Linked DNA regions of Homo sapiens: regions 2, 3, 4, 5, 6 and 7 are each linked to region 1. The links are chromatin contacts, found by Hi-C or POLR2A ChIA-PET in ENCODE. All regions are on one chromosome and are shown on one strand. The core of a region is the stretch at or near the end of the contact, and the rest is flanking DNA. Distances in the headings are between cores, read along the strand shown. Region 1 holds the start of HOMER1 (homer scaffold protein 1). Region 2 has its middle 23 kb from the start of F2R. Region 3 holds the start of RPS23 (ribosomal protein S23). Region 4 holds the start of AGGF1 (angiogenic factor with G-patch and FHA domains 1). Region 5 has its middle 99 kb from the start of SSBP2. Region 6 holds the start of SSBP2 (single stranded DNA binding protein 2). Region 7 holds the start of WDR41 (WD repeat domain 41).

Region 1 (3,350 bases), core at 474-2,973:
TGCGTTGATATTGATCTATAACTTTCCTAATAATCACTTCATAGGTTGGTAATCCTATGTTTTGGATTTTCCAGGTCACTTCAGATTCAAATATTTTTTCCTAACGTCAAATGGTGTGTCTAGATTTTGGTCTGGAAAACAGGGTCACTAAATTTGTAGACTAACTTGAAACAGTATTGGCCTTTGGCAATACGCAGCAATTCTATTTCTTGGCCATGCTTATCAAGTTAAGTAAAATAAAATCAAAGTTCACTATATGATTTACCTAATTAAAAAATTGTTTTAACCTAATTACTTTAAAATAATTTAAAAACTCTGTAGTAATTTACAATGTAAAAAGCACTCATAATATGGTGTTTATAGACACACATAGCTAGTAAACCTATAGACAGCTACTCACCCTTGCCATACAGAAAATGCAAAACACACTTAAGAGATATTGTAATTACATATTATGTGGTCAAAACTAAAGAAGACGAAAATATGCTTGTGTTAATGAAAAAGGATTTGGTGCTCTTTCTTATTTTTAATTTTTAAATTTTAATTTAAATTCCACAGACTGAAACCCATATACTTTTTCTCTTTCTTGTTTTACTGGCTGGAGCCAAGTGTCATGGAACTCATATTCTTGATGAAGAGAAACTGAGAGGACACACTGGCATTTGCTATACGTGAACTAAGATTGACTCATTTTCCTATGTCAAAACTGCTATTTTGCAAATAAAATTACTATCCTTTATAACATTATTTCGTTTGCTTATTGCTCTGCTCTTTATTCTTTCGTGTTTCAGGTAACCACTAACAAAAAGTTTAAAAGTCGACTATGTCCAGAATGGCACTCTATAATTGAAAATTTAGGTGATTTTTCCGAAGTCCTGTTGGAAGCACATCTACCAGCAGTGTGATCAGGCTCTCCCTCCCACATTTCCCTGCTAGTCAGGACAAGAGAAGCCCGGGGGTGCTGCTGCAATAGCGGTGGGAGTGGGAGATAGGCTATTACCCGCTTGACACTGCACTTTTGCTACGAATGATTCACTCAGGTTTGGCACATTTGTTGCAAGGAAATCTCCTCCTCCCGCCGCTTCCTTGTTCGAGCTCCTCTCGGGCTGTCTCCTGTGCTTTGGCCTTTAAGGAGAAGTGAGAGCAGGTGGGCACACAGGAGCTCGCCGAGTCCTCCTCCCCCTGCTCCTTCCCTAATTTAGCAGTACTTCCGGCCGCGTGACATCATCCCCCGCACCTCGGTGACGTGAGCTGCGGGTGACGTGTGTGCGGAGAGAAGCGCGCTGACGTTGCTATTTAAAGGTCCTCCTGCGGGGAGGATGGAGACACAGCGCGAGCACCTGGTGTGGGGCGCGGAGGAGGCTGTGGCGGTCGGGAGCGGGGCCAAGAGCCAGAGGAGGAGCAGAGCGCACGGCCAGCCAGCCGCCAGCCTCTAGGGGAGGGGGGAAAAGAAGGACGAACGGACTGAGGGCCTGCCGCCGGCCCAGCTCCCCACGAGGGCCGCTCGGCCCCCCACCATCAGCCTCTCCGCCGCCTTGCGGCTGCTGCTTTCTCCCGCGGCCCGCTGCTCGCAAGGCCCGTCGGGCTCCCGGGACCAGTCCGCGCCCCAGCCCCCGGCCGCGGCTCCGCGGCGGCCACCGCCTCCCGTCCCTTCCCGCGAGCAGAGGGAGGGACCGCCCTCGCTCCCCGTTCTCTCCGCCCCCTTCCCGCCCCCCGCAGCCCACTCTGCCGCCGCGCTAGCTTCACGCCGGCGGCGCTGACCGGGAAAGCAGCACCCTCTTCTCTGCCAGCCGGCCGGCCGGCGGAGGCGGAGGCAGCGGCAGGCTTCAGGCCGCCGGGGCTGGCGCTGCTCTGCCCGGCGGTAGCCGGAGGCGGGCGCTGATGGAAGTGTGAAGAGGCGGCGGCGGGGCCCGGGGAATGTGAGGCGGCGCGTGGCGGCGGCGCGGAGCGTGAGAGACGAGGAGTAGGGGTGGGGGCGCTGGAGCGGCGGCTGCGCTTCGGCTTCGAGCCCAGCTCTCCTGGCCCCAACGCGGGCTTAGCCTCCCGCCTTGGCTCGGGCAGGCGCCCGTCGACCCTTCGGCCCCTTTCGCCCGCCCTGGAGCTGGGGGCAGGGTGCCAGTGGAAGCGTGGGGCTTGGCTCTGTGATTCATTCATTCTCCGCCGACGGGAGCCTCAGACCCGCTGTGCTCTGAAGAGAGGAGGGAAGAGGGGGCAGCCGCGAATGAAGGGCCGGGCACCAGCCGGGCTCCATTGTGCTCGGCGGCGGGGGGCGGGAAGGGGCTGAGGGAGGTGGGATCGGGTCCCCTCCTCCAGCTCTCCGGCGTGCGCTGCGCCCCCAGCCTGCTGCCAGCCTGGAAATGGCTCCGTTTATTCTCTTCGGGAGAATGAATCGATCCTGCCTAGCCTTCTCTTCGTCCTCCCCACCTCTTCTCTGCTCCGAGTCTTAGGAGGAGAAACATTTAAAAAGACAGATTCCAATGTGGAGTGCCGTGCAGGTTGCGAGCTGCCGGGTTTGCACTTCGAGGAGATTTTCCTGTGTAGTTTTTTTCCTAATGTGAGCGCAGGGAAGCCGTGGCATTACTGCTTTTGGGATTTTTATTCACGTGCACGTCGCGTTTGGTTGCTCGCTCCACCCCCGGAGACCTGGTGTGGTGGAGAAATTTGAACCCGCAGCCTTAGCTCCGAAAAGGCCGAGTTACCTGGCTCTCCCTGAGTGTCGAGGAGGACATGAGTGAAATGACCAGCGAACTCATTTTTTATAGGACTCGGTGAAGCCGGATTCTGCATTTCCCTACTTGTAGACTCATTTTGTGGAATAGAGTTGATCGCTGTCTCCTCCGCAAAGCATTTTAACTCGAATAAGCAAATGCCGCCTCTGTTTGAACGTTTTGGTATTTACAAGAGAGAAATCATTTTACCTAAGAGAACTAATTGAATTGGCAGCATCCTTGAAATACCTCCGGACAAGGATCTGGGGGTGGGGGTGGAAAAGCAACTGCGAAATAGCAGACGGAGAAATTCCTTTGGAAGTTATTCCGTAGCATAAGAGCTGAAACTTCAGAGCAAGTTTTCATTGGGCAAAATGGGGTAAGGATTTTTGTGCTTAACACAGCTTCGAATCTGTTTATGTATGTGTATTATTGAGCGGTGGTGGTGATTGTGTTTTGTGTTTTCAAACAAACTTGCCACCTTGCTAAGCTGGTCATACTTTAAAGAAATAGGCATGCTAACCTTTTAGGTTATTTTTGCATTTTTGTAGAGCGGTACCAGAGGTCATAATTTAAAAACACATATATCGTTTGTAACTTGAATATGGATTTGTGAGTAATGTTTACAAAGACAACGCATTC
Region 2 (3,350 bases), core at 404-2,903, 2.8 Mb after region 1:
AGAAGCTGAGTCAAAATTAATATAAGTAGAGAGTTTATTTGGGCCAAGCTTGAGGACTGCAACCCAGTGTATATTGAAGTGTATATTCAAGTTGTCCTGAATATACAATCTGATTAGCAGCAGTTGCATGTGAATGTTTATAAAGGAAAAGAGGCAGTTCCTAAGTTGTTTATCAAAATTTACATTAAAATAACATAAGCTGTTGATTGGATACACATTGTTCTTTGTATCACAGATTCCAGGAACATGAAGATAACAGGGAATGTAGCTAGTCAGGAACAAAATGCCTTTTTTTTTTTTGAGATGGAGTCTCTCTCCGTTGCCCAGGCTGGAGTGGCGCCATCTTGACTCACTGCAACCTCTACCTTCTGGCCTCCTGGGTTCAAACAATTCTCCTGCCTCAGCCCCCCGAGTAGCTGGGATTTCATGAGCATGCTGCCATGCCTGGCTAATTTTTGTATTTTTAGGAGTGTAGGGGTTCCACCATGTTGACCAGTCTGGTCTCAAACTCCTGACCTCAAGGGATCCTCTCGCCTCGGCCTCCCAAAGTGTTGGGATGACAGGCATGAGCTACCACACCACCAGGAACAAAATGACTTTAAATAATTGCCCACAGGCATGGGGGGTGGTGGGTAGGGGGAGGGTATGTGCCGGGGGTGTGACTGAAGTCCTCTACTCCCGTCTCTCTGGGCCTAATAAATTTTGCACACCTCACATAGCTCAGACTGCTGAGGGATTTTTCTTTTCTTAGTATCAACCCTGGTTTACACATCAGAATCTTCTGAGGAGCTTGAAAACAATATCAATGTCCAGGCCTCGCCCCCAGAGATTGGCACTGGAATTGTTTAGAAGCTCTCCAGTGATTCTATGCGCAACCAGAGTTGAGAACTGATTTAGTTTCTTTTCTTTTCTTTCTTTCTTTTCTTTTTTTTTTTTTTTTGAGACAGAGTCTCGTTCTGTTGCCCAGGCTGGAGTGCAGTGGTGCCATCTCGGCTCAGTGCAGCGTCTGCCTCCCGGGTTCCAGCAATTCTCCTGCCTCAGCCACCCGGGTAGCTGGATTACAGGCACGTGCCACCATGTCTGACTAATTTTTGTATTTTTAGTAGAGACAGGGTTTCACCATGTTGGCCAGCCTGGTCTCGAACTGCTGACCTCAGGTGATCCGCCCGCCTTGGCTTCCCAAAAAGCTAGGATTACAGGCATGAGCCACCAGGCCTGGCCAACTGATTTAGTTTCTAAAACTTGTTACAAGGCAGAGCTGATAAAATTCTAAATCTGAGGTCTTCAAATTTTGTGCTTCCTAACTAAACATTAAGTATTAGGATTAAATCCCAAAGCCAGTTAGCTTCTGGAGGATGGGAATATATTATTTGTCTTGTTTTTTTTAAAATATGTGTCAGCTAGTTTCAAGAGCAACTAGATATCCCAGGATAGGAAACAAAACAACAAAAATAGATATCAAATGATTATGGTTTTGCTCACGAATGCATCTCAGTATTGGACAGCCCACCCTTCGTGGTGTTTTCACTTCCTTGGATGGGTCGCATAGCAGCACACCAAAATGACCTGCAGATGTAGTCATTAAGATAGGCAAAACAGCCAGACTGGCCCTGCCACCATGCAGGCTACTATAGATGCAGCTTTCTTTTCTTTTTTTTTTTTTTGAGATGGAGTTTCGCTCTTGTCATCCAGGCTGGATGGCACAATCTCGGCTCACTGCAACCTCTGCCTCCTGGGTTCAAGCAATTCTCCTGCCTCAGCCTCCTGAGTAGCTGGGATTACAGGTGTGTGCCACCACATCTGGCTAATTTTTGTATTTTTAGTAGAGACAGGGTTTCACATGTTGGCCAGGCTGGTCTCAAACTCCCGACCTCAGGTGATCCACCCGCCTCGGCCTCACTAAAGTGCTGGGATTACAGCGGTGAGCCACCGTGCCCTGGCCAGATGCAGCTTTCAAAGCTCATCTCCTTACTGCTTATGAGTCATTTCCTGAAGTGATAAACACACAGCCTGCTGGGTTGAAACTGTACATGCTGTGTTATCTGAATTCTGAGATGCTACTGAATTTGACCTCTGGTTTTCCGTGTGTTTCCATAAGACTAGCATGCAATCAACAGTCCCCATGACAACAAACTTGGCGCTTGAGTTTCACTTTACAGGAATGCCACCATGGGTAGAATCTGCTGCTGTTCTGAATTGTCTCTTGGTCTTCTGGTCTGAAACTTTGCTCAGCAAGCACCTCTCTCTTTCCTTTACACAGCAGGTGGCTGAAAATCAGACCTCACACAGAGCTTCCTGTTCTGTGGACCACACCATACCTGATGACGTGAATCAGTATCTTTTCTTTTCTTTTTGTGACAGGGTCTCACTCTGTCACCCAGGCTGAAGTGTAGTGGCACCATCTTGGCTCATTGCAACCTCCGCCTCCCAGGCTCAAGCCATCCTCCCACCTTAGCCTCCCAAGTAGCTGGAACTACAGGCATGAGCCATCACGCTCGGCTAATTTTTGTATTTTTCGTAGAGACGGGGTTTTGCCATTTTGCCTAGGCTGGTCTCGAACTCCTGGGCTCAAACCATTCATCCGCCTTAGCCTTCCAAAGTGCTGGGATAATAGGCGTGAGCCACTGAGCCTGGATGTTGAATCAGTTTCTTGCTCCAAGACTTGGAACCCCTCAGCTCTGAAACAGCCAGAAACCCAGAGTGGTGCCTGCAGCTCTAAGCCAACTCTTTACCCCTGTTTGCTTTTATGCTTTTATAATAATTACCAGTTTATCTGTTTTCTTCAAGTCAATAAAGTTGGGACATCTTGGATAAGGGCAGTGGTTTTCAAACTTCTTTTGCTCAGAACACCTTAATACACTTAAAATTATTGAGGACCAGCAAAGAGCCTTTGTTTATGTGGGTTGCATCCATTGGTGTGCTGGAGTCAACTTGTACCTGCTCACAAGAATTCAATATTCAGGAAATTTGTCAAGCCAACTGTTAAACAGTTGGGAGCTTGAAACTGGAAAAGAAGGGAGTATTCACACCATCAAAATTGGCAAATGCTAGTTTGCCAGATCAGGCTTTTTTTCTTTTTGTGGAGATCCTGCTTAGCAGCACATCACTGACTTTTTTTCTTTTTCATTTTTTGAGACAGCCTTGCTCTGCTCTGTCGTCCAGGCTGGAGTGCAGTGATGCCATCTTGACTCACTGTAACCCTCGCCTCCCAGGCTCAAGTGATTCTCGTGCCTCAGCCTCCCAAGTAGCTGGGATTACAGATGTGCACCACCACACCCAGCTAAGTTTTTTATTTTTAGTAGAGATGGGGTTTACCTATGTTGCCCAGGCTGGTCTCGAACTCCTGGCCT
Region 3 (3,350 bases), core at 583-3,082, 2.8 Mb before region 1:
TGGATGTTTGACAGTTCAAACTTAACACATCCAAACCAGAACTCTTCATTTCCTCCTTTGAAATTTGCTCCTCTCCTCGTATTTCCCACTTTGGAACTCACCCAACTCACAACTCACAACTCTACAACTCACCCAAGTGCTGAGGTCAAAAATCATAGTGCTGTAATTAACTCCTCTCTCACATCCTACAGTCCTGAGCAAATTCTGTTCATTCTACCACCAAACAGTGTATCTGACCCAACCACTTTTTACTGTCTCCACTGAGGGTCCAAGCTATCACCATCTCTCATCTGAACTATTGCAATACCTTCCCAAGTGGCCTCCCAGATTCATGTCTTTTTCTCCTCTCAACAGCCAGAGTAACCCCATAAAAATATAAATCTTATTTTGCTACCTACTCCCAAGCTCAAAACTTTACAATGGCTTTAAATCACCAGAAGAGTAGAAAAAGGCTTTACCATGGCCTACAGGCTCCACATGTTCCTGTGTAACTCTCAGACCCCATCTAATGCCACACTACTCCTCAGTCACTATGCTCCCCTTCTTCACTGATCTTTCAGTTCTTAGAAAGCACTAGCCCATTCTACATCTGCACAGAGATGTCACCTTAAACTACCCTATCCAGAGTAGCCACCCCCATCCCCAAGTCACTATCACCCATCCAGCTATATTTTCTCTATAGCTCTACAGTATGTAAAAATCATCTATTTAATTATTTAATTTACATCTATCTAACTGGTCTGTCCTCTCACATTTAGAATATAAACTGTATCAGAGCAGAAACCTTCACCCTCTTAATTTAACCGCCATATTCCCGGTACCTACAACAGCGTCTGGCACATAGAAGGCATTTTTAAACATCCTTGCTGAGTGAACCAATATCCCAGAAACCTCTCACAGCTAGTTCATCTTACAGGAGAAACAGTATTAAAGAGTTAATTAAATGGCCAGGCGCGGTGGCTCACGCCTGTAATCCCAGCACATTGGGAGGCCGAGGCGGGCGGATCACTCGAGGTCAGGAGATCGACACCAGCCTGGCCAACATGGTGAAACCCCCTCTCTACTGAAAATACAAACATCAGCCAGGCGTGATGGTGGAAGCCTGTAATCCCAGCTACTCAGGAGGCTGAGGTGGGACAATCGCTTGAACCCGGGAGGCGGAGGTTGTAGTGAGCCAAGATCGCACCACTGCACAACAGCCTAGAAGACAGAGTGAGACCCTGTCTCAGAAAAAAATAAAAATAAAAATAAATAAATCTATAAGTAAATGACTCGCCAGTCAAAATAAACGGCAACTTTAGGGTTAAAGGCCCAATCTGGCTCCAAAGCTTGGGGTTTTAGTTACTACACTACATTGCTTCACTATATTTTACAATTTACTAGCTGCTTATAAGTATGAATTAAGGCTCAGAAGTCTAATTTTCCAGACTACTCGGAGGACTCTCGCCCCACTCCACTCCACAAAGATTCAGCTCAGCGACTCCTTCCTACTCTGACCTAGCCCCGCGTCCCGCTCTCAGTGGCTTGGGCAAGAGCGCCTGCGCGGTGAGCGGGTCCCATAAAACGCATTCTGGGATTGGTAGTCCATGTTCCTCCGGTCTCCAGCATTCAAAAGAAAAAGGGGGAAAAAAAACCATGCAAATTAGATATCTCTGAATTTCTTGCAAATTAAATAAGACGCAGATTCTGGCTCAGGAAAGTGATGCAAACGCGTCGTTTTCAAAGGAGAGACCCCAGCCTCGGGTCAGGCGCGGCGCAGACAGCGGCGCGGGGTCCTTGGCTGGGCGGGGCTTGCTCGCGGTGGCTTGTGGCTCCTTCCTGCGGTGCTTCTCTCTTTCGCTCAGGCCCGTGGCGCCGACAGGATGGGTGAGCTGTTGTGGCCGGTTTAAGGGCGCTGCAAGCGGGACTTGGGGTCTTGGGGACGGGCGGGCGGATGCGAATAGAGTAGGGCGGGGGATGCCATGGAGAGGCTCCATGGGGGAGGGCCGGGGAAGCGCCGCTCCAGGAGGCACGTGGTCCGGCGCGGAAGGGGCCCATGAGGCGTGGAGGCCGCCGAGGTCGGGGTACCGAGGGACGCAGGGAGGCCAGCGCTTCCTCCCGGGCATTCGAGCGGGGCCTCGTCCTTCGGGAGAACACATTCTCCGGAGCCCTCTTCGAACGTTTATTAGTCGGTTCAGGGCAACTTGAAGGCCAAATGTTTGGCCCACAGGCCAATAAATAGTACGAGAGCCAATCGGCTTAAGGGTTTATTCCAGGTGAGGCGAGTGTCTTAGAAGATGGGAAACACGTAGATGGCGTGTTTTTACGGAAGAACTAAAATATTTAATTTTTAGGCAAGTGTCGTGGACTTCGTACTGCTAGGAAGCTCCGTAGTCACCGACGAGACCAGAAGTGGCATGATAAACAGTATAAGAAAGCTCATTTGGGCACAGCCCTAAAGGCCAACCCTTTTGGAGGTGCTTCTCATGCAAAAGGAATCGTGCTGGAAAAAGTGTAAGTCCATTGCTCCCGTCAAGTTTTAGTTTATTATAGGAATTCGAGACATGAACTTACGAATTCTTGTTTTGAAAGTAATTGCAGGTTTTTGTGTAGTAGTATTCATTTGGGCATTGTGGGGTAAAATTGCAAAGCGTTTGTTCTATTTAAAAGTTGGTAAAATTAGTTTTTGGGAATTAGGTAGTTAAGGTTTTAATTTAACGTTGGCCTGGAAGGAATTGGAGAAGATACTAGCAATGATGAAGTAAAGGACACAAACACCTTTACTGTGGGAGTTGTTATAAGTAAATGGCACGTGTCAGCTATTGAACTTTATCGACTTGATAAAACTAAGGTGAAGAGAAGTGACTTGCATCAGAATTAATTGAGGTCATACACCTAAGATTGAGACATGAAACTGCCAGTATTTGACTGGTTTTGACTTTTTAAAATAATAATTTCATATAGTTCTATCATATTTGATGGTAGAGCCATTTTAACCCAGACTTTTTTTTTTTTTTTTTTTTTTTTTGAGACAGTCTAGCTCTGTCACCCAGGCTGGTGTGCAGTAGCGCAAGACTCCCTGCAACCTTAGCCTCCCAGGTTCAAGCATTTCTCCTGCCTCAGCCTCCCAGGTAGCTGGGATTACAGGCGCCCACTACCACACCAGCTAATATTTTGTATTTTCAGTAGTGATGGGGTTTCACCATGTTGACCAGGCTAGTCTCAAACTCCTGACCTCAGGTGATAATGCCTGCTTCGGCCTCCGAAAGTGCTGGAATTACAGGCGTGAGCCACTGTGTCCGGCCCAGACTTTCTAATTCTTACCTCAGATACCTTTTTTCTTTTTTCTTTTTTTTTTTTTGAGATAGGGT
Region 4 (3,350 bases), core at 391-2,890, 2.5 Mb after region 1:
GAAACCACCAATAAATTATGAAGGACTAGACAACGGTCAAATTGAAACTAGTTACTATGTGGAAATAATCTGTTGGCAGAGAGGGCCTGCCAACAAGGTAGAAAAAAATACTATGCTCTTGGTTTTTTGGTTTTTATTTTGAGACAGAGTTGCACTCTGTCGCCCTGGCTGGAGTGCAGTGGCACGATCTCGGCTCACTGCAACCTCCACCACCTAGGTTCAAGCAATTCTCCTGCCTCAGCCTCCCGACTAGCTGCGATTCCAGGTGCCCGCCGCCACGCCCGGCTAATTTTTGTATTTAGTAGAGACGCCCGGCTAAATTTTGTATTTCACCATGCTGGCCAGACTGCTCTCGAACTCCTGACCTGGTGATCTGCCCGCCTCGGCCTCCCAAAGTGCTGGGATTACAGGCGTGAGCTACCGCGTCCAGCCAAGGTTGTTTTTAATGTGACAGTTTAAGTATTAACATTTGCCCCTACCATCTTGGAAACGAAATAAGCTGCTTAACGTCTCCAACAAAAGCAGTTATATATCGTCCCTACTTACACAAGAAAGCCGAAGATGATAAACGCCCAGAAGAGCAACCTTAAACAGGTATAGCATTCAAAAGTTTGTAAAATTGTTTGTTTTACTTCACCTTTACTACTGTGAGCTATCATTCTCATTTAATGGGGAACTGAGACTCGGTATATAAGTTCACACACCCAGTGAATAGCAGAGATGGGATTCTGACTCAAGTCCAGCATTTTAATAAACTCAAATGTGATCTACAGTAAATGCGCCTACTGCCAATGGGATGTTAGGTCAAGTGAGAATGAAGACAATGTAGCCACAGTACTTAAGTTCAATTCACGCCAGCCGCGAGACATTGATTTAAATCAAGTAACCTGAACTCAGGTTTGCTCCTAAGGTACTTGGAATTGTAACTGCGCTGAGCTTCTACTTATTTACTTTAAGTACTCTACAGTAGTTCTGAGCCCCTGCCAGGGACCCCTTCCGAGGCTATCACGGGCTTCGAAGGCCTCGCCTGGGCTGGATGGGGCGCGGGGCTGAGGAGGACCGCGCACCTGCGTGCGGAGCTCCTGGTTGTTGCTTTCTGCGTTCTGGTACAGCCGTTCTGTGTGATGCAGCAGCTTCTCGATCTCCCGCACCTGCCGCTTGCAGCTCCGCAGTTCACGTTCCAACTTCTCCACCTTCCGCCTTAGCTGGGCCAGCTCAGGCTCGGGGGAGGTGGGCGGCGGCGGCGACCGCGGCGGGGACGGCGCCTCCGAGGCCATGAGCTCCGGCGCGAGACTGCTCGTCGCCGCGGAGGGGCTGCGTTCAGGCCGAAACGGACGCCGGCGGACCCAGAGACCACTGGAGCGCGCGGGCAGCGAAAGGCAGCCTCACACCCGGCTGGCCGCGGTGGCCCCTGGCCATGACGCCCTGAAACTCACTTGTAGCCGAACGGGGCTGCGAGCAACGAGCAAGGGGACCGAGGATGGCCCCTGCCCGATGTGCGCGGCCTGCAAACCGGAAAACTTTCCTGGAAACTACCTTCTCCAGCTACAGAGACAGAGGGAGGAGCGTCGGATAAGCAGTCGGAAAACCAGAGGCCAGAAGAGCTCCAGCAGCTCCCCAGTTGAGCCGGAAACAACGGCGCCAGCGGCAGGCGGGACCAAGACGGAACAGGAAGCGACGGAAAGCGGGAAGACCTGACAGTGTACGTGCCGACGTCTCGGCCTGCGGAGGGGCGTTACCTGAGGGCGTGGAGAGCTGTGGCAATGTGGCTACCGAAGCCCTAAGAGCGACAGGGAGGCTTGCAGCCTCTGGTCTCAGACATTTGCACGTGCGGATGTTCTTTGAACAAACTTTTAGTATAGCATGCATTTCCTATCTCCTTGTTTTACAAATAAGAACAGAGTATCCCAGAAATGATTTGTGGGGACTATGATGCTCTACTTATGTCAACTGAAGAATGAGGAGGTTAATAAATTTAGAAAAGGGCTTTATTTCTCATGAAGGGTTACAGCCTGCAGGGTGGCCTTTCTGACAGGCTTGGAAGCATAGCCTCTGGTCAGAAGCTGAGAACAGACACTTGGAAGGAAGGACAAAGGGAACAGAAATTTATGCTGAGCAGGGTGGCCAAATATATTCAATGAGCTGTAGGAGGATTCATGAATATTTATGAAAGGAGAAATATGCACATGCACAATTAAGCTTCCTGCCTCTCTATGGGACCCATATTCAAAAAATGGTGGTGTTAGCATGATCCCAGTGTGAAGTTTTCAGCCCTCTGATGTCAAATGGCAAAGCAGAGGACATGAAAACCCTCGCTGTGAGTCCCTGGTAGATTGGCCAGAACTTCTCTGTGGTTGGTGGTCTCTTATCAGGAAGGAATGCTGGTTGGTGTGAAATCAGCCCAACTGTCCTATAGAACTGATGTTTATGGTTTCTTTTGAATAAACCTGGAAATTTACCCTCCCAGTCTTAAAACTTCAGAAAGTTACATCTTTCTTATCTGAGTTCCTTTCTTGGGAAACCAACCATGAGGCCTCCCAGATAGTATCAAGGAATTGAAACTTACCAGATCACTGCATCTGGACAATGAGGCACCATACCCCTCACCCATCATGATTGCCTAACCAGCCACCTGCTGCCTGTTGAACAAGTCCTCATCCTTACCGCTCACTAATTCCTGTTTTCTCACATGTAGTCACATTTCTCCCTTGCCATATAAACCTCTAATTTTAGTTGGTTGAGGAGATGGATTTGAGACTGATTTCCTATTCTCCTTGGCTGCAGCACCCAAATAGAACCTTCTTCCCTGGCAATACTCCTTGTCTCAATGACTGGCTTTCTATGTAGTGAACAATGGGTCTATTCAGTCAGTTCAGGGGCTCAGAATTTTACTTTTATTTCTCATTTAGTCATTCTTCTGGTTCCTGAGTTTAGACCCCCCGGGAAAATAGAGCAAGTACATTAGGTCTGAGTCGCAAAAAGGAGCATCCCTGGTGGGAAAATAAGAGAGAGACAATATTCTGTGGAAAAGGGGAGAAAAATGCTCTGGTTTGGTGCATTTATTTGGTCTTTTGTCTGCATGACCCTGGCATTGGTTTGCCAATATTTAAACTGATGTGGCCTTCTTTGGAACACACTTCCTTCCTTTGCCAAAGTCATTTAGAATTAGATCATGAGCTCAGAGTCCTGGGCCTGAGATTTGTGGAGGTCAGCAGCTGTGTCATGCAGATGCTCCTCTCTCAGGGCCCAGCACAGTGCCTGTCGCAGAGCAGTATCCGTAAATGCTGAACACAGCTGAACAAGAGAATCCTGTTTGGTGTCTTAGATCAGTGGCCACTTCCATTAACTAT
Region 5 (3,350 bases), core at 406-2,905, 2.3 Mb before region 1:
TTGCTGAAAAGATGCTGTAGCTTTTAGTTTTGAACACTTTGAGCATTGGGGGCGGGGATGGCGGGAGACTTAGTGGTTGACACTTTCCATGTTTTGGTAAAGGGGCTAAAATTTTAAACCTTCCTCCCTCTGATCCACCTCTGGCCCTCTAAGAAAGATAGAATGGCCTGGGGGAGGGAGAAAAGAGTTGCATTCCTTTGCAAGGTTTAAGTCACATTTCAAAATTCAAATCATTATGCAGAACAAGGGCTTGCCTAGAGCTAGGCAAACTGTTTTTATTTGGAGATGACCTAGGCCAAACCTTGGAGAGTGCTGGAGCTCCTGGTGGCTTTCTCCACACTAGGCCTGTGTCGTCTCTCCTTTCCCAATCCAACTCCTTTTCCCTTACTCAGAGGGCATATTCTAGGGGGAAGCTGCCCTGTTCTTTGTGCTGCCTTCTCCAGGTGAAGGCTGATGTTAACACTGCTCTTCCTCCCCTTAGCGTTTTAGAGCCCCTGTGAACTGCTGAGAGGCCCCTTGGGATTGTCCTCCAGAGTTTCCCTCTCCTAACTGAGCATCTCCCAGGCATCTAGCCCTCTGTCGTGGGGGTGGGTGGACGGGAACTCTATTCCTTCCACATCAGAGAGCTTAACCACTCTTCCAACCCACCCATTCTCCTTTGGGAGTGCCGGGCTCATTTGGCCTCTCTCAGATGAAATCATATGAAGACATAAAAGGCCTTCCCTCTCCACCACCAGGTTATCCTGTCACCACATCGCAATGCAGTGCCATCACAAAGTGATATTGCATCAGGCCCAAGGATATTTTAGGAAGCTCTCAAGCTGGGTCCAACAAGCCTTCCATGCAGGCATCAGGACCACACTGCCAAATTCAAGGCTGCAGAGCTGCTGGGCAGGTGTCAGTGATGTCCTCTCTAGTCTCAGCTATTCTCTTCTCTATTCTCTACTCCACCTCCCCCACCTGCATGCCTTCCACCAGGCAGGTCCACTTTCAGACTCCCCCAATACTCTCTTTGCCCAGCTCCCAGAGGCCACTACTTTTGCTTTTCCTCCTGTTTTCTTTGCAAAGTGTTCCAGCACACCTTCTGATGTATTTCCTGTTTTTCTGCCTATCATGGTCACTCACTGAAACCTTAATTAATATTTGCTCATATTAACTGTAAATCAACTAAATTACACTTGGAGCTGCAATGGCTGCAGCACACACAGTCTCCAATTTGGGTGTCTGCATGCCACAGGCCTCCCCAACTTGTTGGACTTGGGTGAACTTTTCTCATTCCCTCAGACTCTGGATCTCCCAGCTTGGTTGGCACAAGGGCAGCGGCCAAGAATCCAGGCACCACCCTCAGCAAGTGCCCCTTCTCTGAGTCCTGCTAATGCAATCCAGCAGCCAATTGACTTAAATTCCTTCCGCTTTATTGTTCTCCATCCTCAGAGAGGCCAATCTCAGCATCTAGCGGGGCTGTGAGGCAGACCTCCTCTGATCCTGGAGTTGTAATCCCCCACTGCTGGCTCCTGCAGTTTTATTACAGCCTCCTTTTTTTCTAAGATTGACAGATATAAACCTCCAGTGTGGAGGCCTGCAACAGCACCCTTAAAGGCTTCTTTGTGTAGAAATGTAACCTTAGGGCAAAGTCGGCCCAGCTCCAGGAAGGGCACATTATCCTGCTACAGGGAAGTACTGTGCTGAGACAGACCTGGAGATTTCTTCTAATGGCTGGGGACCTGGGAACCTCCCAGGGACAATACCTTCTTCCTCTAAGTAGAATATAGGCTTGTCTAATTTTACTGGGAGTGGGAATGGGGGTGGGGGACATTGAAGGGAAGGGGATGCTGGAAGAGACCTGTAATGACTGTTCAGGGAACTCCACATGCAATTGGAAGAAACAGATATCCTTTTTTTCAGGGAGCGGGTCTCTAAATGCAACCACTTATGAAGCCCCCATGAGTGGAAGCACTGTCCGAGTCAGAGGGAGTTAGCACCATTTGCTTCTCTTGGAGCTGATGCTACGGTTTCCATTCCCAAGCAGAATGGCTTTGGATCATTTAGAGGATCTGATCTCTTTAGGCAGGTGTTGGGTTAGACACATTATTCCAAAAGCAAGGGTGAAAAGGTGCAGAATCTTAATTTACCATGCAGGATTATAGTCAGATTTAAATCAGGTAGAATCATTAAGGGATTTAGAGCCAGAGTCTTTTTCCAAAGAGAAAAAGGACTGAATAATTCTCTTTCGTTGAAGTATAGTGAGGTCAGGAGTGTAGCATCTTACGCTTGGGGTTTTCTTCCTCTAGCTTTAAAAGGTTGGCTTATACTTTCAGTCAGTCAATTAGAACAGTAATAGAGTATCAAATGTATATGATTAGGCATTAACTTCCATATAGACTAGTGCAAAAACTAAGAGATGAAGGTGTGTACCTGTCATTACAAAGGGCCCCCTATGGGAACTGGGACGGCACCTTGGTTAAGGGACAAGTGAGATGCAGCTAGTTAGAAAAGATGAATTTGGAATCAGGAGAGGTAAGAAACACATGAATACAATTTCTATGGAATCTAGTTGAGATGTGGGTGTTGAGTCCTACAGCTCCAGGAGCTGGAGTTACTAGTATAGAGAGGTTAACACAATGCTTTTAGTCAAAGTTTTTGAAATACATATTCTCACAGAGTCAAGAACATGGACAGTGCAGGAAATGGAAAGGAGAAGATATCTTCAGATGGTATTTGAGATTACAGAATGTGGACAGAAATAAAAATACATATGCAATTATTTTTCCCCTTCCCTTTTCCTCCTAAATCTAGGCAGGAGTTTAACTTTGGATTGAAAGGCTCCCTGTTGTTCTTCCTCCTCTAGCTTCTCCTCTAGTTACCCCATCCACACTCCAGTTCTGGTTTTGAGCAGAACTGCAATTGTCCTTTGTACGGAATTGCATGAAATCCTGTGCTGGTTTTCTAATGTGGGAAAATGTCTACTAGGGAGGCTAAGACCACCAAACTAGTTTCATTATAACCCAAGGTACACTTAAATCCAGCCCTTCAGTGGTGGGCAACTGGCCCAGCAAAGTCTTCCTCTATAGTACTCATTAAAATGTTATTTACATTTTACAATATGGTCCCAAGCCATAAGTCGGGATTTTATCTTGGCAAATAGAAAAGAATACTCTTGTGACACCTGGGCCTGCAAAGTTTTAACTTATACGATGGACCCGTTGGTGATTTGCAAAACAAGATCACAGCATTTGAGAATGAGACCTTCATCCCATTTTGGTTCAGAGAAGTGAGGAAAAGGGAGGAATAAATGAAAAACATATGATCACAAATTTAAACTTATCAGCCAAATACATATTAAATTTACC
Region 6 (3,350 bases), core at 282-2,781, 2.2 Mb before region 1:
TATTCCTATCACTTCTGTCAATGCTCACACCCATTTCTTTCCTTTCCATCTATCTGTATATCTCCATATGCATTTTATGATCCTCCTACTAAATGCTTAAAGCTGTGTGTGTGTGGAATAGAACGGTACCTTCCTCCACGCGAATCCGATTTCCCTCTCCTCCCATAGCTACTTCTTGTCTATTCATCCTTTCCAGATGTCGCCCTGTCCCACCCCATCTGTCCCCTTCTTCCCCGTGTGAAGCCCATCTTCTTTCTAACCCCATTTGCACCCGTCTGATTTTACAGTCAAGGACTTCAATAAGATAAATGATGCAGAGTTCTACTGGGAACCAGATTGTGTGTGTTTCTGAAACTTTTGCGCGTTTACTGAAATGGGATTAGGGATTTGGATACAGAAACATTCTCGGGCAGCCTTTCAGCCCTGGCACAGCTTTGTACACCTTGGAGCGCGCTGGGGCCTATTCTAACGGGCAAGGACAGGGAAGTCTTTCAAGACCTTTTCTGGCCTTTTCCACTCCAGGGGTCAGGATGAATAGGCATCACTGACCCAAACTGTTAAACCAGGCCGGGTGGGGAAGCCTGGGGCCCTCTTCTGCGGCAGATCTGGCGGGGTGTCCAGGGCGCCGCGGGGCTCCGTGCAAGAAGGGGTTGGGGCAGGGGCCGCTGCGGCCGCAGGAGTCACCGGGCCTCCTCGGGAGGTCCGCTCACCTCTTACAGAGGAGGCCGACCCCAGGCCGGGTGCTCCCCTGGGGCGCAGGGCGCGGCCCCGGGCGCCGCCACCGCAGCGGCGCCGAGGGCCGGAGGTGCAGCCTTTCCCCAGGAGAGAAGGCGAGTCGCTGTCGGTCGCTCAGCCAGAAGGTCGAGGGAACCGCGCGGGTGTCCCTCGCCAGCCGGCCCTCTGGGAACAGGGCGGGGGCGACACCCCAGGGAGTAGGGCTGAGGACCGCAAAAATCAATCGTGGGTACCGGCGCGGGGTCACGCATAGGAGAGGAGCGGGAGAGGGGCTGGTGGGGGCCCCAGGGCGGCTGAGGCCGTGGCTCTGTCGTGGACTCGGCGGGCGCCCCGAAGTCTGGGGCCGCCACGGCTCCAGCTCCGCCGGCTCCGGCCGGAGACTCCAGGCCGCAGTTTCTCCTCCTCCCGGCGCCTTCTCTCCAGTGAGGAGCTGAGCGCGGGCGGCGCGGGGGGAGGGGTGGCGGCGGAGAGAACAGCCAGTTGTTTAAAATCCTTCTAGAGCAGTTTCTAATTCCCCCCTTGCGCCCGGGTTCGGAGGGGGGAGGGGGAAGGAGAGCGGGTGGAGGGAGGAGAGCGGAGAGGGAAGGCGGGAGGGAGGGAGTCGGGGAGGGAGGGAAGGAGGGAGGAGACTGCCGCTGAGGCTTAGCCGCCACCGCGCGCTTCGGAAGGCCAGAGGGAGGGGGAGGCCTGTCAGTCTCGCGCGTTGCCTGGGCGAAGGGGGCGGAGCTTTGGCGTGGGGCGGCCAATAGTGGGGGTGGCTGCGTGGGTCGCCATGGGGACGGGGCTGTTCCCGGGGAGGCTGTGATGGGTTGACAGGTGCGTGACAGTGGGAGCTGCTCTCGGCACAAGCATGTACGGCAAAGGCAAGAGTAACAGCAGCGCCGTCCCGTCCGACAGCCAGGCCCGGGAGAAGTAAGTGTCTCCGCTTCTCACCCACCTCCGCCTTCACACGCGCGCACACTCACGCACGCACTCGCACACTCTGGGAGACACAGACACTCTCCGCCCGGGGAGCGCCGGGGGTGGGCTGGCAGGGGGAGGGGTGCCGCGATGGGGGCGTGTGGTGCGGGGAGCTGCGCTTTCCCGGGAGGTGCGGGCGCTGGGCGGGCGGCCGCAGGGGGCTGTCGGCGGGAGGGACCGGGTGTGTTGAGGGGCGGCGGTGGTGCTGGTGGCGAGGATGGAAACTTGTTTGGGTGATTGAGGGAAATAACCCGCGGGTTCACCTTCCAAAGTAACTTTAGAGCTGGGGTCCGGGGCTCCGGGGACCTGGGGAGCCGCCGGGGGTGGCGGGAGGGGCAGCTGCGTGGAGGAAGGCGCGCAGTGGGAATGTGGGTGTTTGGCGGGCCGGCCGGGGTCGGGGCCGGGGTCGGGGCGGGCAGCGCGGGGAGCGCGGCGGCGGGGGCCTGGGCGCTGGGGCTTAGGGCCGCGAGCGCGGGGCGAGGCGAGGCGAGGGCGGCGGTGCCGGGCGCGCGGCGGGCGGAAGCCGGGCGTGGAGCGGCCGAGCGGGGCCCCGCGGGGCGCGGAGACGCGCGCGGGGCGCGGAGGGCGTGTGCGGGTTGGGCGTCCGGGCTTTCCTGGGCCAGCTACGGACGCGGCGCCCGCAGTCCCCCGCGCATCGCGGGGCTGGGGCTGGGGCTGGGGCGGGGGCGGGGGCGGGTGGGCGCCGGAGACGCCGCCGAAGTTTGGGAGTCGGAGAGGGACCGAGTTCCCGGGGAGCTAAAGTGTGTTGGCGAGGAGCGGGATCCGCTGGAGGAGGCTGGCGTTTCTGCCTCTCGCAGCGGACCCAACTCCGCGGCGGCGGCTGGCGAACTTTTTGTGAGGCTGGCAGCCCCCGAGCGGCGGGAGGGGCGGGCCCGGCGGGGCGGTGGTCGGGGGCGCGCGGAGGGGAGTTGTGGGAGCCGCCGGGGGCGCCCGAGGAGGGCAGCTGTGGCGGGGAGGGCCAGTGGTCCGAAAAGGGGTTTGTGGGAGGGGAGAAGCGTTCAGGTGGGAAGGAGCCGCTTGGTTACAGTTGTGGGGAGATACAGGTGTTAACTTCGGTGGGAGCCCAAGAGGCGGCTGGCGAGAACAGAGCCCCTCCCGGCCCGGGATGCCACTGTCACGGCACACTGCAAAGCAAAGCGGTTTGCTGCTATTCTTGTGTACTTGTAACGGTGATTTGGTTGTTACTAAAAATGAGAACGAATAGTGACTGTGATCACTGAGGAAGAACCCCCCCCTTTTTTTTTTAAACTGTGCAACAGATCAGTGATTCCCAGTAACCACTTAAACTCTGAGGGTCAGAGTTATCCTTGTCGTTGAACGCACCCTGTCTTTCTGAGGGGGTTCAGACCAGAGAAAAAGTCTGAGAGCATCTCTCAAAGGTACTTTGGTTACCTTGCGCACAGAAATAGCTGCGTAAATAAAAACCGAATGCGCAGGCGACTGAGTTTCCCTCCTTGGTTTAGGCAGTTAGTCTCCCCCTGAAAGTTTTGTGTGCCCTAGGGATGGGAACATTTCCTAATCTTTGTGTTGGCAGCAACACACTCAATTCCCATAGGATTTAGAGGTATCAGGCCTTGATGTAGCAAAGCAAAACAAAACAAAACAAAAATTAGAGAGGCTTTTTTGTTTTTTTG
Region 7 (3,350 bases), core at 611-3,110, 2.0 Mb after region 1:
TATGTATATTTTACAGGTATTTTTGTGTTTACCATGAGAATTACATTTAACATCCTAACGTTATAACAATCTCATTTTAATTTATACCAACGTAACTTCAATAGCATACAAAGACTCTGCTCCTATATTGCTCCACCCCCACCCTTTCTATTGATGCCACAAATTACATCTTTATACATTGTGTGCCCAATAATATACTAATCTTGTAAAAAATTCTTTCTTAGCTGTCCTAAGAGGAACCAAGGGAGGAAGTGTTCAACCCTGGACCAGTGCTTTAAAGCATCAGCAGAATGTCCCTTACATCAGAGTAATGTGGCATTGGGCAAACCCTAAAGAGCATGGGGCAAACCCTAAAGAATGTGGATAATCAGAAGAATAAAATGTAGGCTATTTGGGCAACCACATTGTCTCACGTGAAGATATTCCTTCCAGAACTGAACTCCTGATGTCTCTGAGTTTTGTTTTACTTAAAGATAAGTCCCTCTTTCCCAGGGGATAGTCTCTGTTTTGGTCTGTCTTCAACTGTATGCAGACTGCAATTTGGGGCTAGCACACAGAAGGCAACATGCTCCTGATCCTTGGGAGTGTGTTCTTGCCGAGTGCACTCAAAAGGAATACAAAGATGAATTATAGGAGATCCGAGTTCCAGAGGGACTGTAAGTTTGTGTAGCTGCTCACAACCAACTTAGCTTAAAGTGGGATGTATGGCTCTCTCTTATTGGTGACTGGGACATTATGCCTTGTCCCTCCAGAGCAGCATTTTATGTGATTCCTTTCTGCTTCTCTAGTGCATCTGTGTCCAATACATGTTTGCTGAATTAATGCATTAGTTGGGACATTTGTAGATTCCCTACAACAATTTACTGCTAGGAGGATTATTTGAACCTAATACATATGCAAATATATATATTTATACTTTTGCAAACATGATATGTATAAGTAGTTCCTAGACCAGTGATTTTCAGACCTTGCTACTCATCAGAATCACCTGAGGAGCCTTCCCAAAACCCCGATTCCTACGTCCCAACCACAAAGATTATTTTAATGAGTCTGAGGTGGAAGCCAGGAATCTACATTTTCAAAAGCTACCCAGGTAATTCTGATATGCAGTCAGCATAGATAACCACAGCCCTTTGACTACCTAAGAAAATGTAGTAGTCAAAAAAAGGTATATGAACTGCCTTCTATTCTTTAGGGAGATTCTATGTTAATATAGCATACGGTCAAGAACACTACCAATGTAGCCACTTCCTAGCTGTTATCTTTAGACAAATTACCTAATCATTCAGAGCTTTAGTTTCTTGATGTGTAAAATAGAGGATATAGGTTTACCATGAGGATTTATGTAAAGCCTTAGCACAGTAGCTGTACTATAGCACACAGTAAATGTTGGCCGGATTTATTCGGCTGTACACATGAGCCACTGGATTTGTCTGGATGCAGAAGTCTACTGCGGTACACCTTCTTCAGCAAGCTCTTGGGAAAGCAGGGGAGATTTCCTGGTACCCTAGGAAGTGGAGGATACTAAAGCCATGTCACAGGGAGGGGCATTATTCTTCGTGCGCGCTTGCTCGCCGGGGTCGGGTTGCTGCTCCGCGCGCGTCCACCAGGGGCCGCTCGAGCTACCTAAGCTCCGTGCGCTACCCGGCGGCGCTCCCGCGCGTGCTCACTCGGAGCAGCGCGCGCCCCGCAATCGCCGCAGCCGCCCCCGCCGTCGGCCGCCGCACCCCAAGCGACTGCCCAAACTAAGCCTCCGTGGCTGGGTACGGGAGCGCTTTGGGGACAAAAATTCTCCCTCAACTGTGGTCTGCATTCCTTCGGCCCGTGGGCTGATCTGGGGCGGGAAGTATTAGCGTCTCAGTTGCGCTGCAGCCGGGGAGGAAGGAGGAGGCCGAGCCTGGGGCGGAGTTTGGGCTGACTGGGGCTGGACCGGGCAAGACGCCGCCGCTGCCCGGATGTTGCGATGGCTGATCGGGGGAGGCCGAGAACCGCAGGGACTGGCCGAGGTAAACCCCGGGTGGGTCTGCTCTGCGTCCGTCGAGCTTGCTGGAGGGGCGGCTTCGTTCCGGTTCGGCCTTCCTGGGTTCCGACCGCGGGGACCCGGGCGGAGGCGGGGCTGGCTGCTGAGCTCGTGCCACGCGCTGTTCTCACGACGGTGGGGGCGGAGGGCGCGGGAGCCGGAGCTCCTCAGACCCGGCGGGACCCCAGGCGCACCCTGGAGCTGCAGACCCCCGGCCCCGTCCCACGGCTAGCTGAATCGTGAGATCCTGGCTCAGGGACGCTCAGCTGGTCAGCAGTCCTATTGGGACCTGTGACAACTTAGGGCTTCTGGCTACCGAAACTATCTTCATTTCCACTTAAAAAGTATACGATTTAGCTAGAAACGAACGAGTTGTGACCGCAGCTTTCCACTTTTGGTTTATTTGAATTGGTGTCTCTTCCTGGCGTCTACTGATACTTGGTCAGGGAATATAAAATTAATTTACTTATCCAACAACCGAAAAAGGATATAATTATTTTTAAAAAGTAATCTGCTTCAAGGTCAAGAACATGATTTTCTAATTAACTGCTGTTTTTGGTTTCATAGTCACACTTTCTTCATGGGCCCGAATAATTGAATAGACCGTGTGTAATGAAATTTACATTTGAAATGTGAATAAAATAATTTTTGCAGTCTTGGAAATTTTGAGGTCCCAAATTTATTTCGTATGCCACACAAGAACTTTCATGCGCGTCCGTGTGAAGAGACCACCAAACAGGCTTTGTGTGAGCAATAAAAGCTTTTAATCACCTGGGTGCAGGCGGGCTGAGTCCGAAAAGAGAGTCAGCGAAGGGAGATAGGGGTGGGGCCGTTTTATAGGATTTGGGTAGGTAAAGGAAAATTACAGTCAAAGGGGAGTTGTTCTCTGGCGGGCAGGAGTGGGGCAAGGTGCTCAGGGGAGCTTTTTGAGCCAGGATGAGCCAGGAAAAGGACTTTTACAAGGTAATGTCATCACTTAAGGCGAGGACCGGCCATTTTCACTTTTGTGGTGGAATGTCATCAGTTAAGGCGGGGCAGGGCATTTTCACTTCTTTTGTGATTCTTCAGTTATTTCAGGCCATCTGGGCGTATATGTGCAAGTCACCGGGGATGCGATGGCTTAGCTTGGGCTCAGAGGCCTGACAAGAACAGAATTTGTGAATTGCATTTTATTTCTCATAAGAAGTATTTGTTTAGATTGTTAAAAGTAAGAAATTGGATTGTTGAGAGTAGGCAGTCTTCTCAATTTTAACTTCCGCATGTCTTTGCAGTTGACGGTATTGTCTGTTTTTAAAAATTTCTTATTTCAGATTAATCCTAAATCCTTGAG

What was found. Hi-C counts contacts between places; a loop is a spot of excess contacts on that map. ChIA-PET counts read pairs that join two places held with the same protein, here RNA polymerase II (POLR2A). Pooled maps may share reads with other maps.
Region 2: a loop to region 1 is called in a pooled map, with 4 times the contacts of the local background. The contact joins the enhancer-like site here to the promoter of HOMER1 in region 1. A Hi-C loop is called at or near these places in 2 of 50 pooled maps. POLR2A ChIA-PET finds 5 or more read pairs at or near these places in 2 of 52 experiments (MCF 10A and activated B cell).
Region 3: a map of sigmoid colon shows a loop between it and region 1 (13-fold over the local background). The contact joins the promoter of RPS23 here to the promoter of HOMER1 in region 1. A Hi-C loop is called at or near these places in 4 of 168 maps with a recorded cell type or tissue (CD4-positive, alpha-beta T cell, CD8-positive, alpha-beta T cell, naive thymus-derived CD4-positive, alpha-beta T cell and 1 more) and 10 of 50 pooled maps.
Region 4: a map of naive thymus-derived CD4-positive, alpha-beta T cell shows a loop between it and region 1 (22-fold over the local background). The contact joins the promoter of AGGF1 here to the promoter of HOMER1 in region 1. A Hi-C loop is called at or near these places in 1 of 168 maps with a recorded cell type or tissue (naive thymus-derived CD4-positive, alpha-beta T cell) and 7 of 50 pooled maps. POLR2A ChIA-PET finds 5 or more read pairs at or near these places in 1 of 52 experiments (OCI-LY7).
Region 5: a loop to region 1 is called in a pooled map, with 6 times the contacts of the local background. The contact joins the enhancer-like site here to the promoter of HOMER1 in region 1. A Hi-C loop is called at or near these places in 4 of 50 pooled maps. POLR2A ChIA-PET finds 5 or more read pairs at or near these places in 2 of 52 experiments (CD4-positive, alpha-beta T cell and activated B cell).
Region 6: a loop to region 1 is called in a map of CD8-positive, alpha-beta T cell, with 6 times the contacts of the local background. The contact joins the promoter of SSBP2 here to the promoter of HOMER1 in region 1. A Hi-C loop is called at or near these places in 1 of 168 maps with a recorded cell type or tissue (CD8-positive, alpha-beta T cell), 1 of 37 single-sample maps with no recorded cell type and 10 of 50 pooled maps.
Region 7: a loop to region 1 is called in a map of CD8-positive, alpha-beta T cell, with 6 times the contacts of the local background. The contact joins the promoter of WDR41 here to the promoter of HOMER1 in region 1. A Hi-C loop is called at or near these places in 2 of 168 maps with a recorded cell type or tissue (CD8-positive, alpha-beta T cell and naive thymus-derived CD4-positive, alpha-beta T cell) and 13 of 50 pooled maps.

The regions. Positions count from the first base shown.
Region 1 is chr5:79,512,507-79,515,856 of GRCh38, reverse strand. HOMER1 (homer scaffold protein 1) reads left to right here and starts at 1,723. Exons shown (of 9, transcript NM_004272.5): 1 at 1,723-3,087. The coding sequence starts at 3,083. RefSeq lists enhancers at 1,001-1,190, 899-1,446 and a silencer at 1,441-2,150.
Region 2 is chr5:76,737,852-76,741,201 of GRCh38, reverse strand. No RefSeq gene overlaps it. Among named protein-coding and RNA genes, the nearest start is that of F2R, 23 kb to the right of the region's middle. RefSeq lists enhancers at 1,783-1,852, 1,953-2,282. Within about 2 kb of position 1,653, at least 15 of the 41 ENCODE cell types and tissues checked have a DNase peak (open chromatin) inside an H3K27ac peak, as active enhancers do.
Region 3 is chr5:82,276,836-82,280,185 of GRCh38, reverse strand. RPS23 (ribosomal protein S23) reads left to right here and starts at 1,832. Exons shown (of 4, transcript NM_001025.5): 1 at 1,832-1,866; 2 at 2,334-2,493. The coding sequence starts at 1,863. It also overlaps the pseudogene ATP6AP1L. RefSeq lists an enhancer at 1,512-1,841.
Region 4 is chr5:77,028,694-77,032,043 of GRCh38, reverse strand. It overlaps AGGF1 (angiogenic factor with G-patch and FHA domains 1), which reads right to left and starts at 1,640. Exons shown (of 14, transcript NM_018046.5): 1 at 1,068-1,640. The coding sequence starts at 1,277. RefSeq lists enhancers at 823-1,402, 1,414-1,763, 1,403-1,982.
Region 5 is chr5:81,848,101-81,851,450 of GRCh38, reverse strand. No RefSeq gene overlaps it. Among named protein-coding and RNA genes, the nearest start is that of SSBP2, 99 kb to the right of the region's middle. Within about 2 kb of position 1,655, at least 4 of the 41 ENCODE cell types and tissues checked have a DNase peak (open chromatin) inside an H3K27ac peak, as active enhancers do.
Region 6 is chr5:81,749,278-81,752,627 of GRCh38, reverse strand. It overlaps SSBP2 (single stranded DNA binding protein 2), which reads left to right and starts at 1,531. Exons shown (of 17, transcript NM_001256732.3): 1 at 1,531-1,647. The coding sequence starts at 1,586. RefSeq lists silencers at 630-979, 1,250-1,579, 1,750-1,799, 2,240-2,289, 2,510-2,669.
Region 7 is chr5:77,490,826-77,494,175 of GRCh38, reverse strand. It overlaps WDR41 (WD repeat domain 41), which reads left to right and starts at 1,860. Exons shown (of 13, transcript NM_018268.4): 1 at 1,860-2,006. The coding sequence starts at 1,956. RefSeq lists silencers at 1,555-1,694, 2,135-2,354 and an enhancer at 1,475-2,398.